Linked DNA regions of Mus musculus: region 2 is linked to region 1. A link is a loop called in an ENCODE intact Hi-C map of the cell type or tissue named here. Cell type or tissue: heart. All regions are shown on one strand.

Region 1 (8,000 bases):
GCAGTATAATGCTGGGTCCTGTTTGTATATCCAGTCGGTTAGTCTATGTCTTTTTATTGGGGAATTGGATCCATTGATGTTAAAAGATATTAAAGAAAATCGATTGTTACCTCATGTTATTTTTGTGTTAGAGGTGGAATTTTGTTTGTGTGGCTATCTTCTTTTGGGGTTGTTGAAATATTACTTTCTTGCTTGTTCTAGGGCGCAGTTTCCCTCCTTGTATTGGTGTTTTCCACCTATTATCCTTTGTAGGGCTGGATTTGTGGAAAGATATTATGTAAATTTGTTTTTGTCATAGAATATCTTGGTTTCTCTGTTTATGGTAATTGAGAATTTTGCTAGATATAGTAGTAGTCTGGGCTGGCATTTGTGTTTTCTTAGGGTCTGTATAACATCTGCCCAGGATCTTCTAGCTTTCACAGTCTCTGATGAGAAGTCTGGTGTAATTCTGATAGGCCTGCCTTTATATGTTACTTGACCTTATTCCCTTATTGCTTTTAATATTCTTTCTTTGTTTTGTGCATTTGATGTTTTGACTGTTATGTGATGGAAGGAATTTCTTTTCTGGCCCAAACTATTTGGAGTTCTGTAGGCTGCTTGTATGTTCATGGACATCTCTTTCTTTAGGTGAGGGAAGTTTTCTTCTATAATTTTGTTGAAGATATTTACCTGTCCTTTGAGTTGGGAATCTTCACTCTCTTCTATACCTATTATCCTTAGGTTTCTTCTCATTGTGTCCTGGATTTTGTGGATGTTTTGGGTTAGGAGCTTTTTGCATATTCTTTTCCTGTAGTGTTAATGTTTCCTATGGTATCTTCTGCACCTGAGTTTCTCTCTTCTATCTTTTGTATTCTGTTGGTGTTTGTTCTGTCTATGACTTCTGATCTCTTTCCTAGGTTTTCTATCTCCAGAGTTGTCTCCCTTTGTGATTTCTTTATTGTTTCTATTTCCATTTTAGATCTTGGATGGTTTTGTTCATTTACTTCACCTGTTTGTTTGATTGTGTTTTCCTGTAATTCTTTAAGGAATTTTTTGTGTTTCCTCTTTAAGGGCTTCTAGGTGTTTACGTGTGTTCTCCTGCATTTCTTTAAGGGAGTTATTTATGTCCCTCTTTAAGTCCTCTATCACCACCATGAGAAGTGATTTTCAATTAGAATCTTGCTTTTCCGGTGTGATGGTGTATCCAGGACTTGCTATCGTGAGGGAATTGTATTCTGATGATGCCAAGTAACCTTGGTTTCTGTTGCTTATGTTCTTACGCTTGCCTCACCATCTGGCTATCTCTAGTGCTACCTGCCGTGGCTATATCTGACTGGAACCTGTCCTGCCTGTGATCCTGGTTGTGTCAGAACTCCTCAGAGTTCAGCTGTCTCTGTGATCCTGTGAGTCTGGGATCCTGTGATCCTGAGATCCTGGGCTTGTCAGAGCTCCTGGGAGTAAAGCTGCCTCTAGGACCCTGAGATCTTGGTGGGACCAAGCTCCTGGAATCCCATGATCCTGTCATTCTGTGGACCTGGGTGTGTTAGAGTGCCTGGGAGTGGAGCTTCCTCTGGTTGTTGTGGGACTGGCTTCAGAGTTTGCACTTAAGGTCTGCTGAGGGCACCAGCCCAGACTGGAAGGATCTGTGTCTCTGGTGGGGTGGAGTTCCTGGGCGCCTGAGTCCTGCTGCTCCCAGTTACTCCTGGTGTTGGGCAGATGTTGTGTTCTCCTCACCTCTGATCCTATGATTCTGGGAATGGAGCTTCCTCTGGGTGTTGTGGGACTGGCTCCAAAATTTCCTTCCTTAGAGGACTTCATAAGAGATTTTTTTCTACTATCATGTTTTATATTCCAAATAGATTTTAAAAACTCGTTGAGTGCATACTACTTTTAGCTTCAGAAGATATCATTTATATTTAAGAGGTATTTAACTATTATAAATTATTTTGATGACTTAAAATGTCAATACTGAGTTGTATATTTTAAAATAAATTTTATTAGTTTAATAAAAAATGAGATCTAAAAAAAGCAATATTGTGCTCAAATGATGAAGGTACAGCTACAGCCTGTACCATAGCAACAATTTAATATTATACTAAAATGGCATCATTTAAACAGAAAGAATGGCCCAAGATGAGACCATGAGTTAAAGACTTTAAGTCACAGTACCAACAGCATGATCTAGCACACAAAATGTGGTAACCTGACCTGCTCTCTGGAAGGCAGTGTGGAGAGAACAAGTCAAGCCACAAATGGGAAAATTTTTTATCCTCTGTATTCGTAAGAGGACACATGTACAGAATACACCGAGAACCCCTAGAAACCAACCACTAAACTAATGAAAACATGGATACATAGCTTTATTTAAGAAAATACTGAAGGGAGATCGCTCAGTGGTTAGGAGCCCTTGCTGCTCTTGCAAGGCACCGGAGTTCAGTCCCCGCACTGTCAGGTGACCCACATCTGCCTATAACTCAAGGTTCTGGGTTTCCAATGCCCTGTGATGTGTAAACCCACACAGGCACACATATATACACAATAACAAAAAGCTTTTAAAAAGATATGAAGCTGGTGGGATTGCTCATCAGGTAAAAGGCCCTTGCCGTGGAAGCCGGGTGACCTGAGTTCAGTACCCGGAACACACATAAAAGTGGAAGGAGATATTGACTCCTTAAAATTGTCTTTCCATCTCCGCAAGCAGGTGGTGGCATGCAGTTCCCGCCCATCGTAGTAAACAAAACAAAAAGGTAAAACTCTGTGTGTGGCCATGCATTTGAAAAGATGCTCAATATTCTTAGTTCCTGACAAAATGTTAACGAGAAACTACTACATATGTATTAGAAAACTTACAATTCAAAAAGATCATATGAAAAGACCATTTCTCCTAGCCTCTACAGTTATGGCTGGGGCAAGGAGGTGGAATGTCACTATTGTGACCACTAGGTGTCGCTGTTGCAGCATGGCTCGTTTACCTGGGTGCCACACTTTCTGCAACCTTGGCTCCAGGGAACACTTGATCGGACAACAGTTGATGATAGAACATGGTAAGTAAAGGCACATTTACCACTTATCAGATATAATAACAGCACGGATACCATGGATAACTAGAAAGGCAAATTAAATTCATTTTCATTTTATATCCTAACTCAAACTTTAAGCATATAGAAAACTCCAGAGAATATAGTTATGTGCTTGAATGGAATCTTAATATCGCTCACGCTTGAGTTCAGTAATAATTATAATTTTCTCTAAACAGATATTGATACACATTGTAATTGAACTACTCTTGGATGCCTTGCAGTTTTTCATTACTATCGTTCATATCATTATTATAAACATGTTTTTTTTTCCTTCATATGCTTTCACTGTTTATTGCTCATACATTGATTTTTGTTTGACTAAATCTTGGATTCCAGAGCTCAGTTCATCATTGTTGAGACTAATCTTGTCTCCTCTTTATGGTTTGTTTTTCTGTCTTGGGAACTATAACTCAATACTGTAGATTTCCCAGAGAAATATAAAAAGTCACTGATGCAGACACTGGCCTTGTCATTGAGAAGGCGCCTCAGGCCTTTCTGTCATGTATTGGGTATCAGGATCAACCACTCCTAGTCAGTTTCCTGCTCCTTTCCTAAGGGAAATTACGCCTTCCCCATCTGTGTATCTACAGGTACACGCGCACGCGCGCGCGCGCGCGCACACACACACACACACACACACACACAGCACACATTTACATTCCTACCATTTCTTTCCTAAAACAAAACAAAAAAAAATCCATGCATTTGAATATGAAAGAAATACTACAGACAGCAAGATGGCTTCCATTCGCAAGGTGTGAGCCACCAAGCTGGAAGACCTGATTTTCATCCTCAAAATTCAAATGGTAGAAGGCGAGAACCAACTCATGAATCTTTGGCTTCCACACACACTGTGCCATGCAACAAATAAATAAATGTCAAATGAACCTAACAAAGGGGATTTGTGTTTTGTCTCAATCAAGAAATGAAGCAACCCTGTTGTACAGCTTGGGGCCGCTCGCCAGCTTCATCCAGGCCTCCGTTCTCTAAAGGGGTTTCTTCTTTGGGTGATACCAAGCCCATTCCGTCAAGACAGTTGGAAACAGAGTGAGTGAGGCAGGGAGAACAAGAGAGTTGGGGCTGGAATTTGAAGGAGCTGTGCAGGCTTGTAGGGAGGAGTCTTCAGGGAGCACAGCAGCCAGGCTGGGAGGACTCCCCTGGTCAAGAAACTGATATACACAATTTTTTAAAACTAAATTTAAATTTTTTTTTCTTGTGTACTGGTGCTGTGCTAATGGTGGTTTGGGGTTTGTTTTTTGCTACATTCTTGCTAATGAGGAGCTGGGAAGGTGGATATCTAGTAACAAGGAAGCTTGCTTGTTACTAAGTACTTTGGCAATAGCATCAGAGGACATAAAATATGAGTTACTTTGCTTATATCTAACAATTTATCTTGGGTGAATTCCAGAAAGTTTTAGGCCAAGATATTTTTATGTCTCTAAATATCCTGGCCTAAAGAAGGGGAACTAAATAAGTGCGCAACAAACTAAGTAAATTTCTGTCTCTGCATGGGAAAAATGGAGTTCTAACCATATTGTATTTGTAATAATCGATGAAAAAAGCCAAAAACAAAAAAGTAAAAACAAACCCCTCAAACAAAAACCCCAGTGGCCATCTTAGCCTTAACTGCCGTGCCCACTCCCAAGCGTGCTTGCTGAATTTCCCCCATTACTTCCTCAGCAGATTATAAAGGATAAAACTGTAAGTGGAGCGCGTTGCTGCCCCTAGCAGAAGAGGGTTCGGAGTCAGCTTCAGATAAACCTGGGATTCCAGTTAACGTGGTTCCTTGTGTCCTGACCCTTCTTCATGCTGACATTTCTGTGCTCATTTGCCGAGGATGGTCTGGTCTTGATGCCACCCAGGACGAGCTTCTGACAGTAAGTCTGCATCAAGCTACATGCTACACACTGGTCTGCTGGCCGCTTTCCGTGGTCCCGTGGCATCATAGGACACTGGGACTGAGTTGACCCAGAACACCTTGGGACTGCCACTTCTCCCACGCAAAGCAAAGACAGAGCAGCGGATAAAGGGTGGGACATAATTTTACCAGACAGGAGAAGAATCAGTGTGAGGGAGAATCAGGAGAGCGTGTTTAGTAAATACCCCATGCAGGAATGAGCCGGGAAGCAGGGAGTGAAGACCGGAACACAGAAAACTGTAGCCGGAACCATGGCGAACTCCTTCCTGTTGTAGCTTCTGGAATGCTCACCGAGTCGCAGCACTGTGCAGGGTGCTGTCTGTGCCTTGTCACTTCATCTCTATTTGTAATGTGATTTGGACACGAAGATATGCCGAGCAATGGACACAAGCACACACGCCTCTGGGCACCTAATCTTGCCAAGAGAGACCACTGGAGAGCAGAGATGTGTGCCATGCGGAGTAAACTGGATATCCACATGGACAAGAGTAAAACCGGGGCAAACTGCAGAGATGGCTCAGTGCTTGGGAGCACTGATGCTCTTCCAAGAGGATCCACATTCCGTTCCCAGCACCCACATAGCAGCCCAGAACTGTCTGTAAGTCAAGTTCCAGAGGCCCCTTCTGGCCTCTGTGGGCACCAGGCACACAAGTAGCTCACAAACATGTAGGCAAAACACCCATATATCATCATCAACAACAACAACAGCAAACAACAACAACAACAAAAGGAGTGTTTGTCCAGAGGACTCAAGTTTGGTTCCCAGCACCCATAGATATGTATGTGTGTGTATATGGTGGATGTTTATGCATATGATGCATGCATATGTGTTTGTATTTATATAAGTATATATGACATGAAGGAAGAAAAGGCGCTATGAGGAGGAGGAGAAAGAGATTTAAGAAAAGGGAGTGGGAGACAAGGGGAAGTCATGAAACCTATGTGTCATGAGAGCAGAAGGGACCAGAAAGATGGGAATGGCTAGGATGGGAAAGGCAGTGAGAAGGGCTAACAAAAATGGAAGTATGATGGCGTGCACACATTGAACGGTCAAAAGGAAGCAGGTGTCGGTATGCCAATACTAAGAAAAGATTAGGGTGGCAGGAAAGATGCGGGTTGGGTGACTTGTCAAAACCCTTTTCCAGTCAAGTATGGCAGCTTGTACCTGTAATAGCAGCATTTGGAAAGCTGAGGCAGGGAGATTACCATGAACTCCAGGCCAGCTCAGACTACACAGTAATTTCAAAGAACCAAAACAAGAAAACGTCACACTAATGGTGGGGTGGGGTGCAGCATGGGGACCCCTGCCCGGGCTTCCCCTCTCAAAGGGTCTTCTCACAGCTTGCTTTAAAAAATACTCTTTAATTGATTCACTTTTATGTGTATGAGTGTTTTGTCTGAGTCTATGTATGTGCACTACACACATACCTGGGGCTCCCACCTGGAAGATGGGGTTGGATCCCTGGAATTGGAGATTGTGAACTACCATGTGGATGCTGGGAACTAAACCCAAGTCCTCTGCAGGAACAGCAAGTGCTCGAAACCACTGAGCCTTCTCTCCAGTCCCATTTCCCTAATTCTTTTGTTGTTGTTTTGAGACAGGGTTTCTCTCTGTAGCTTTGACTCCTAGAACTCACTCTGTAGACCAGTCTGGCCTCAAACTCAGAGGTCTGCCCACCTCCGTCTCCGCCTCTGGAGTGCTGGAATTAAAGATGTGTGCCACCACCATCTGGACTGCCATTCCCCCAACTGGACTCAGGCTGGCACACAGGGGTGCACTAGATATGATCCTTCCATTCAGATTCTCTGCTTTTGGGTGGTGTCTCTAGTGGATGAGGGCCTATTAAAATCTTGAAAAACAGAAGCCTCTCATAGGACATCGGTTTAGACTCAGAGAAACTCTTTATACCAGGCATATTGCCTTCTTTCTTTAGATTACTGGGGCAGAAAGCAGTTACAGATTGGGAGCAGCTTGAAGTTGGAGACCTGGAGCCACCGGTGGGAAACAGGTCTCCTGAGCTGTCCTCGTTTCCGGGCTGTCTCTGCGCTGGCCAGAAGGGTGTTTTGTTTTGTTTTGCTTTGCTTTGTTTTGTTTTGTTTTGTTTTGTTTTGTTTTGTTTTGCCAGGCTTGAATCTAGACTGCTCTAGTTACCATGCATCGTTCTCATTACAGATTTGTGAAGTTGAGCAAGGATGGTCTAACTCAAGCTCACTTGCCTTCGTGTCGCTGTGAGGTGGGAGAGGAAGAACCTCATTCGTGTGCAGCCTAGGGAACAGTTCTGTTTAGATGTTCACATTGTGGCTTCTGGCATGGCCCTGACAGGTAGAGTGTGGACATAGATAACTTCACTCCCCAGCAGGTACAGTGGAGGACTGAGTTCTTTCCAGGGACCTTTGCCTAGAGTCAGCCGGTGCTGTCTTTTGGAGAGGCCCCTCAGTAGGGAAAGCCGCCACTCTGAGGGAAACGCTCCTCCACTTTCGGACCATTACAGAACTAACCTTGTAAGACTATGTTTCTGGAGGCAGGACTGCGGAGAACTTGCTCAAGCTTTTCTCTTTCAAATTTTCCAGCCAAGCAATGTTTTCAACATAAAATGTTCCCTTGTAATTATGCTGTTTTTGGATTTTCCCCTGCTTGACTTCCGTTCTGTTTAGTCAGCAGTTCGGGGGCTCCGGCCACATACCAAGCCACCGCCTGAAGACAGCATGGAGTGTATCAGGGAAGCCAGGACTCAGGGTCTGGAGGAAGAGCGCAGACATCATTTCCTCCCTATCGCTGAGTTTAATGTGGAAGGTGATCATGTTTTTGAGGTGCTGTATTCTCCCCCTTCCCTGTTAGAGGGCACACAGACAGAGTGCAAGAGAGAGAAACGAGAAGTAATGTCAGCTACAGGACTCCCTCCAACTTAAGCAGGAGGAAGGAGGCAGACCACAGGGGAAGAGACAGCCGATATAGGATCTGGGGCAAAGCTTCCAGCCCTCAGGGTACTGGGGTACCCCTGATTTTGAGCCTGCCTATGCCC
Region 2 (8,000 bases), 210 kb after region 1:
GACATATTTTTGTGGAATTTCTTAGTTTGCGTGCTGATTTGGGCTGTGTGTCTGGCTCTCCTCAAAACTCAAATGCCCTAGTGTGAAAGTAATGGGGCCTTTAGGGAGTGATAAGGGTTTGTGTGTAGGGGGTGTGGGTGTGGAAGTGCACTTTACTAAGGGGCTCTTTAACCTAAGCCACCTTTTCTGCTCAAAATTGGAAGCTTACTTTCAGGAATGGGGATTCCCTAAGGCTGCCCTTCTCTTTCTAGGATATAGCTCCCACCAGATCAGGGACCCCGTAGAACTCAAGCCAGGCAGCCTCTGTGGCTGCAAAGGTCTCTGATGAGCAGCTAGCTGGTGGGTAGGGCTATGCTGTGCCTCGACAATGCAGGGTGGATGCCTTTGTGGAGGAGAGGGTCCTAACATCAGTATGCTCAGCCCTATGCCCACAGCAGAAAGCCAGGAGAGCAGGCGTTTGTGTGCTCTTGTTTGTTCATTTTTAAGCTGCTTCATGGTAAACAGAGGCTGCCCACACTGGGCTCATAGATCTTTGCTGAGTCTGTTCTAACTCAGAGATGTAGCGGCCCCTCCTCAGGCATAAAGGAGCCTCTCTGCTCAAGTAGCTGACGTTGTAAGTACCACCCAGGGCTGCTTTTGAGTCTGGCAATGGATCAAAAATCTCTTTTCACCCTTACCCAGAGCAAGCGTCTCTGGTATATTTTAAGTTGGCACGGTTAGCAGAACCCGATTGCACTTCTGGATCAGAAACAGCCAGAGGTAATTTGGCATCCCACTCACCTTCCCTGGATCCCAACTGCTTCTGCAGCTCTTGCTACACTGGAAGCTTGTTTACAGTTAAATTGGACATGGAAATTCAAGCTACATCTCAGGGAGGTAATATGACACAGCCATACCAAATAGATGTATACATGTTTAAGTTGTTCACGGGGGAAGAATTTTTAATCTGCTCGTTTTAAAGAAAGCTCTTTGCATTGCAGGACAGGTTCTACATATTCCAGGCCTCCCACCAAAAGGAACCTCCAAAAGGAACCAGAATCAATAGTTTCAGATTACTAGAACCAAATAAAGCATAGGACACTTAACTTTTAAATTACATTTGTTAATTATTGGTTGACTGAGGGAGTTACAGGTTGGGGTTTGCATGTGCATGCCACAGAATGTATGTGGAGCTCAGAGGACAGTTTGAGGGTGTCAGTTCTCTCCCCCACCCTGTGATAGAAGGTCCCACGGATCAAACTCAGGTCACCAAGTTGATGTTAAATGCCCTCACCCACTAAGTCATCTCACTACCCCAAGCTCTGAATAGTTAATGAAAGTAAGCAATAAAGGTTGGAAAGGCAAGAGCAAGTTTTCATGGCCATTACCTCACCATCCAGGTGGCTCTCTTCAGCCTTCTGAGAGAAACAGAAAATAGAAGCAATAGTATGTACCCTCTCGGAATTCACCGTATAGTTGGGAGGTAAGATATAACTCTGGGGACATTATAGCAGTTCCCCGTTTTATAGGGGCAGGGTTGTTTCTAAGACCCCAGTGAAGCTGTATGAGACAGTACCAAGCCCTCTGTATCAGTCAGAACTTTTGATCTGGTAACAAATACCTAAGAGAGACAATCAGAGAGAAGGAACTATGTGTTTCAGAACTATACAGTTTCAGAGGTGCCGGGACTGTTTCTGACTATGTTGTTTCTGGTTAATGGGGGTGCAGAACCCCATGACAGCATGTAGCAGAACAAGCTGCTTACATCACTGCAGCCAGGAAGCAGAGACAAGAACACTCTCCCAGACGCCTGCTTTTTCCAAATAGCCCCGTGGCTAACGTTTCTCCCACCTCAATATGCTATCAGAGTATGCACCCAACTATGGATTTATCTGCTGATCAAGATAGAACTCTCACAGTCCAGTTGCATTTCAACATTTGGGCATCAAGCCTTTAACATATGAGTCTTTTGAATATTCCATATACAAACCATAACACCCCTGTAGACTGTAGGGTGTTTTCTATACATATAGACCAATAGTGCCAATTTTAATTTGTAAGCTAGGCTCAGTTAAATGGTGACTAATAATAAATATAATATCAGCTCTAACAAAAATTATATGAATGAGGCCTCTTACAATATCCTTTGGGGCACTCACTCACCTTGTGACGATGTGAGATGCTTCTATGCCTACAGGATGAGTTAAAGAGGCGAATGATCTTGGCTTTATGATGAACAGCGAGACACGTAAGGATCACTTGAACATACTGCCATACCACATTCATTAATCTGATAACCAACATAGCTACCAAGTGACATATGCGTGCAGGTTATGAACCAAGACCAAGTTTATACACGTGGCAAAGGGATGGATCGTATGCTGGGCAGGACTAAATGGGACTATGAAATTCCATTGTGCTCCTTTAAATGGTGTGCCACTTAAGGCATATTAGTTATTTCTGGAATTTCCTGGTTTGTGTTTTCAATCTGTAACTGACCATGGATAGTTGAAATGGTGAAAAGTAAAGTTGAGAAGGGAGGGGAACTATAACACATGTTTTTCACAGTATCTGTTAGTTTATTAGTTGATTTCTGAGACAGTGCCTCATCATAGCCAAGATAGGACTTGAACTTGCCTTGTAACTAAGCCAGGCCATAAACTCCTGAGCCTCTGTCTTCTACCACCTCACAGCTGGGGCCACTGGAGTGTGCTGTCGTACCCAGCTTTTAAGTGACATTTTAAGGAGATTTATTTTATAGTAATCTTCCTCAAGAGTAAATAGTCTGCCTTGAAAAGGGGAGGCTGTTGCTTGAATCCATGATGGTCAGAGAAGTAGGAAATAACTGAGGAAGTGAGTAGGAAGTTGGTGGGGGGGGAGGTGGAAGGAAGGGGGCTATTTCCAGATAGAGAGGAGAGAGAGAGAAAATTGATGAATTTGGGATGTGTCAGTTGTGGATGTAATATAAAGCTTAGTCACTCATTCATTTTTACAAATATTCAGCAAGAAATAGAACAAAAGTCTGCTCTTTGCTGCCTGAGCTTTGTAACAACTACTAAAGCCTGGGCTGTTCACAGCAGGGTCTGAACACATGCTTTATTAGGAAATTTCAAATACAATATCGCACACAGCTATAATAAGATGAAAAACTATGTAAAAGGCAAAATCTTAAAGACCAATTCTTATGATGTAATTTCTCGGATAGGATATATATATATATATATATATATATATATATATATATATATATATATTCACAGAAGGAAATATTTCTGTTTGCTCAGAGTAGCTTGAGCATCTCACAGGAAAGGAGTTCTTAATGAGAAAACAATCACACACACCTTTCTTCCTGAGCATTTTAATTCACTAGTGGGAACGCTGGCATTGGAGAGACCTTTGCCAAGTCTCCTCCGTCCTAAAAGCAGAGCTACAGAGGACTAAAAGCAGAGCTACAGAGGACTAAATCAAGCCTGCAGTTAACAAAGCTGGCAGTTCTGGACCGAAGGCTCTGCTTGCTCATGAGGGGCCGCAGGGATGAAGTAGAGATGGATACTCTTTCCGGCTTCTAGCAGGCAGATTGAACACAGGTCCCCCAGTCCCTGAAGCTTGCTTGGCAATCGCTCTCCTCCTTGGTCATCTTACAAATGGTTCACACACTGCTCTCTAGTCATACAAAGTAAAGTGAGGTGGTTGGAACTGCCTTCTTGATGTTTCCAGAAACTTCTGCCCATGGTATTATTGCCCAGAGATGACTCACTGGGGTCCAGCTCGACCCAGAAGGTATTTAGGCAATTTTTCCCAAAAGCTCAGGCTGACCAGCTTCAGTGCTCTGCCCTGACCCTGCATTTTAGAAGGGCATAAGATCACTGAGTTCCCTGAAATGTAAGCCCAAACCCAGAAGTTCATTTTTTTTCATGGCTGAATACACCCATTGTACAGCTGTGTATGTCTCTGTTGCTGTAGAGGATGCTGTAAAAGGCCTGTTTGTATATGCTAATCAGAAGGATGGAGTGTGGCAGAATTGCTAGTTCTGGAAAGGTAAAGACCAAGAAGCTAAGTTATCCAGGGCTCAGCCCAAGGAGCTTGGAGACCTGACAGCCTGACAGGCATCAGAGAAGATGGGAAGAGGTGAACAGAAGTAGTGAGAGACAAGCCACAGAGAAAGGGGGACTGAGGGTACAGGAGCGTCAATGCTCAGAGGCTCCCAGTAGAGAAGGGGTGAGAGGGAAGAGCTGGCTCTCTCTATGACGGTTTTCCCATGTCCATCTGCACTCCTCCCTGCTCCTGTCCCTCGTCCCCACCATGCTTCCTGTAGTCATTGTAGCTTTCATTTGCTGTTCTGATACTTTGACCTCTGGGGCCTTGCTGTTGCTGGAGGGTCTGCCTATCCCAGGGCTAGCTAATTCCTAAAGACAGCAAAGTCCATCCCCAGGAGCCCAGTTTTCCACTCCAAAGCAAATAACCCAGAGCCCACATTCCAGCAACCTCTTTTGTCAGGCTGTCAGCTTGGGGGTCATTATCCAGCTTCCCTGATCACCCAGGACAAAGGGCACAGGAAACTGGGGAGAGGCACCACAGTGACTCAGACTATCAAATACCTGCCCTGTCAGCTTCTTGCTGCAGAAAGCACCATACTGGCTTCTGTGTCCAGCCCCTTCCTCTCTGACTACCTCTTGACTGACCCTGGGGTTGGGGGTGAGGATTCCCTCAGCATCTTCTCGGGGCATAGGATGCTCTACCTCCTAAGGAACCTGACCTCTTCAGAACATGTTTTCAGATCATGACTTGCTGGCTGTACCATAATGAATAGCTTCTCCTTGTGCCTTCCACTAGTGACTTACTTCAGACCATAAATCAGTTAGATGAGACTAGACAGAAGATAAAGGTGGAGCTGATGGGCAGCAAAGGGACCTGGTGTAGAATCTGTCACTAGCAAAGTCTTAACTTCTGAGCCAGGACTACAATCAGAGCTGACATTCAGTCAGTGTCAGTCCATTTTGTATTGCTGTGACAAAATACTTGAGACTGTGTGCTTTGTTAAGAAAAGGGCTTGATTCAGTTTACAGTTTTAGAGACTGAAAGTTGGAAATTGGATAGATCCATGGTTTCAGCCTCTGGTGAGGGCCCGACAGCACCATCTCAACATGGCAGATTGCTTATAAAGTGGAACACTTCAGAGTGGCAAGTGATGGGCGCAGACGGGTGAGATCAAGAACTGACTGATAACAGGCTTTGTACCAACCTGCTCACACAACAACCAGTCCAGTCCTGGGACACTAACCTATGGGTTGTTTTCGGGGTAACCTATGTGACCTAGTCTCTTTCCATCAGCCCCAGCAGGATCCACCCCTTGAAGGTCTCATTATCTCTTGGTACTGTTCAGGCTTCCTTTGGGGACTAGCCATATATCTAGATCACTGCAGTCCAGACAGCAACAGGGACATCTTTCCATTGGGAGCTTGATGGTATCAGTCTCCTCCAGTGAGTGTCTCCCTGACATGGCAAGCATTCTCTTCTCTCTGCAAGACATTTAGCCCAGGGCAGGCTTTCCAGTCCCTGCTGCAGGAATGTGCCTGTTGTCCACAGTGACTACTCGGTGCCTGTTCTGTTCTTGTGAGGCGTCCACAATGTAACCATTGCAAGGCAAAAGGGCAGGAGGAGCTGCACTGGGCTCTCACCCCAACACAGGGTGAGGGCCAGTAAAATCAGGGTGTATGTGCCAGGCCTTCTGACAGCCTACTGAGGGATGAAGTGGGGGAGGGGGAGATCAAGAGAGGGAGAAGGGGAATTTCACTTCTGCCTCTCCTCTCCCCTCCCCTCTCTTCCCTCCCCTCCCCTTCCCTCTTTTCCCTTTCCCCCTTGTATCTCTTCTCCCCCTCTTTTCTCTGCCTCTTCTCTTCCTCCACTCTCCTCTCTCCCTGCCTTCAATTCCCTCCTTCCCTGTGACAACCTAAGAAGGAGGGCAACATTTCCAGATCTTTAACAAAACTGAGAATGTCCAAGTTTATAAAAAATATTATTCCAAAATGCATCTGAGAGATAAAAATCGCTTTTTTTTTTTTTTTTTTTTTTTGGTGGCTTAAGTCAAACTGCCTGTGTACTCTGAATCGTGCTTGCAGCAACAGGGGGCTCTTCTTGAAGACATTCTACCACAGATTCCATCTGTCCTTGCACCACCCAGCCCCTCACACCTACTGTCAGGCTGCAGACCATTGGCTTTGGCTTGATCCTTTTGGAAGCATGGCTGCAGTTTCCCGTGAGCTTAGGCACAGAGCTGGGAGACATTTTAACCATCACCTATGAGCTGTTGCAGGGCAGCACAATCAGGCTACACTGGACTTGTCACCAAGCTTTAGCCATTTTGCCCTGGCCCTTGAGAGACAACTTCGAAGCTTTGGCAGGCTCAGCTAAGGATTTTTTTTACAAGCCATGTTTGTCACACTGTGTTCAGAGAGAAACACCCAACGTAAGATCTTTTCTATGTAACATTTCAAAGCTCAGCAAGTCATCCTTCACGCATAAACTTGCCCCATTCTCAAACACCCTGCAGAAGGAAGGCCCCGCTTTACAGGGACCTAGAGTGAAATTGTGAGGTGTGGACTGTCTTACCTCAGGAGGAACCATAAGGAGACTCTTTCTGGTGATGGTCTACCTTTAGCAGTGTTGTGTGGAATAGAGGAGTCACGAACATGTCAGCAAGCAGGTCCAATGAAGCAGAAGTTCCTTTTAGTTATTTTAACTGTCTTCAAAAGGAAGGCCAGGGACTAGAAAGATGGCTCAGCAGTTAAGCCTACTGGCTGCTCTTCCAAATGATCCCTGGTTCAATTCCCAGCACCCATGTGGTGGCTTAGAACCATTTGTAACTCCAGTCCCAGGGGAATCTGGTGCCCTCTTCTGGCCGTAATAGAAATAAATAAAATATTTTTTTTTTTTTTTTTTATAAAATATTTTTTTTAAAAAAAGGTTTTTTGTTTTGTTTTGTTTTTTTGTTTGTTTGTTTGTTAAAGCAGTGGTTCTCAACCTTCCTAATGCTGTGACCTTTTTATACAGTTCCTTATGTTGTGGTGGCCCCCCCAACCATAAATTATATATTGCTACTTCATAACTGTAATGTTGTTACTATTGTGAATCATACATAATGTAGATATCTGATACTTCCAATGGTCTTAGCTGACCCCTGTGAAAGGGATGGTCAATCTTCTCCTGGAAGGGGCCACGACCCACAGGTTGAGAACTGTGGTGTTAATGGGAATGTCGATTACCCTTTTATCCCCATTTACTTGAAAAGTTAAGAGTGAGAAATGTGAGCTTCTTCCTGTGTGACAATTACCCAGTTAGTTTACTCCTGAGAACCAGGAAGGAGGCTGGGCATGGTCCCAGAGGCAGCATGAGCACTGGAGTTTGGATTCTCAGAAGCCATGTACATGCCAGGCATGCATGGCAGCTCGACAGTAATTCTAGTCCTGGGAAGGCAGACACAGAGGATTGCCAGAGCGAACTGGCTAACCCGAGGGGACCTAGCATTGAGCTCCGGGTTCAATGGAGAGACCCTGCATCATGATTAAGAGTGGTGGAGGAAGACTCCAGGTTTCAGCCTCCAGCCTCCAGCCTCCAACCACACACATGTGGATGTGCATTCTTGCACACACATGTGCACACCATATACATGAGAACATGCAAACACAAATGCAACACACACATGTACACTCACATGCACACATACGCACACCACCCCCACCCCAAACCAAAAGAACCAGGAACACACTTAGCACTTTCACAGTTTTTCCAAACGTTTATTTCTCAAGATGGAAGTAGATGTTAGTCGTTAAAATAGTTTCATCAGAGTTCCAAAGGCAGGGACAGAAGAGTTAAGAATTTGAGGCCATCCTGAGCTGCATATAGAGACTCTATCTTTAAAATGTTTTCTGTGATCAAATAAAATTAGAATACAGACTTGGGTGGTTAACTGGGTGTTTGCTGTGGGGTTATTGGTTTTTTTTTTCAACAGTGAACTGCAAATG

What was found. Hi-C counts contacts between places; a loop is a spot of excess contacts. Peaks named below come from ENCODE experiments on the same cell type or tissue, not always from the same donor. Only the 100,000 strongest peaks of a DNase experiment are listed, where the experiment ranks them.
Region 2: a loop joins it to region 1, with 2.5 times the contacts of the local background. A loop is called at or near these places in 3 of 42 quality-filtered maps.

What each region holds. Positions count from the first base shown.
Region 1 is chr10:7,880,793-7,888,792 of GRCm38, forward strand. No RefSeq gene overlaps it. Among named protein-coding and RNA genes, the nearest start is that of Gm24726, 36 kb to the left of the region's middle. In heart, no CTCF peak of the experiment used is centred here; no DNase peak of the experiment used is centred here.
Region 2 is chr10:8,091,698-8,099,697 of GRCm38, forward strand. No RefSeq gene overlaps it. Among named protein-coding and RNA genes, the nearest start is that of Gm30906, 80 kb to the right of the region's middle. In heart, no CTCF peak of the experiment used is centred here; no DNase peak of the experiment used is centred here; H3K27ac peaks cover 1,716 bases.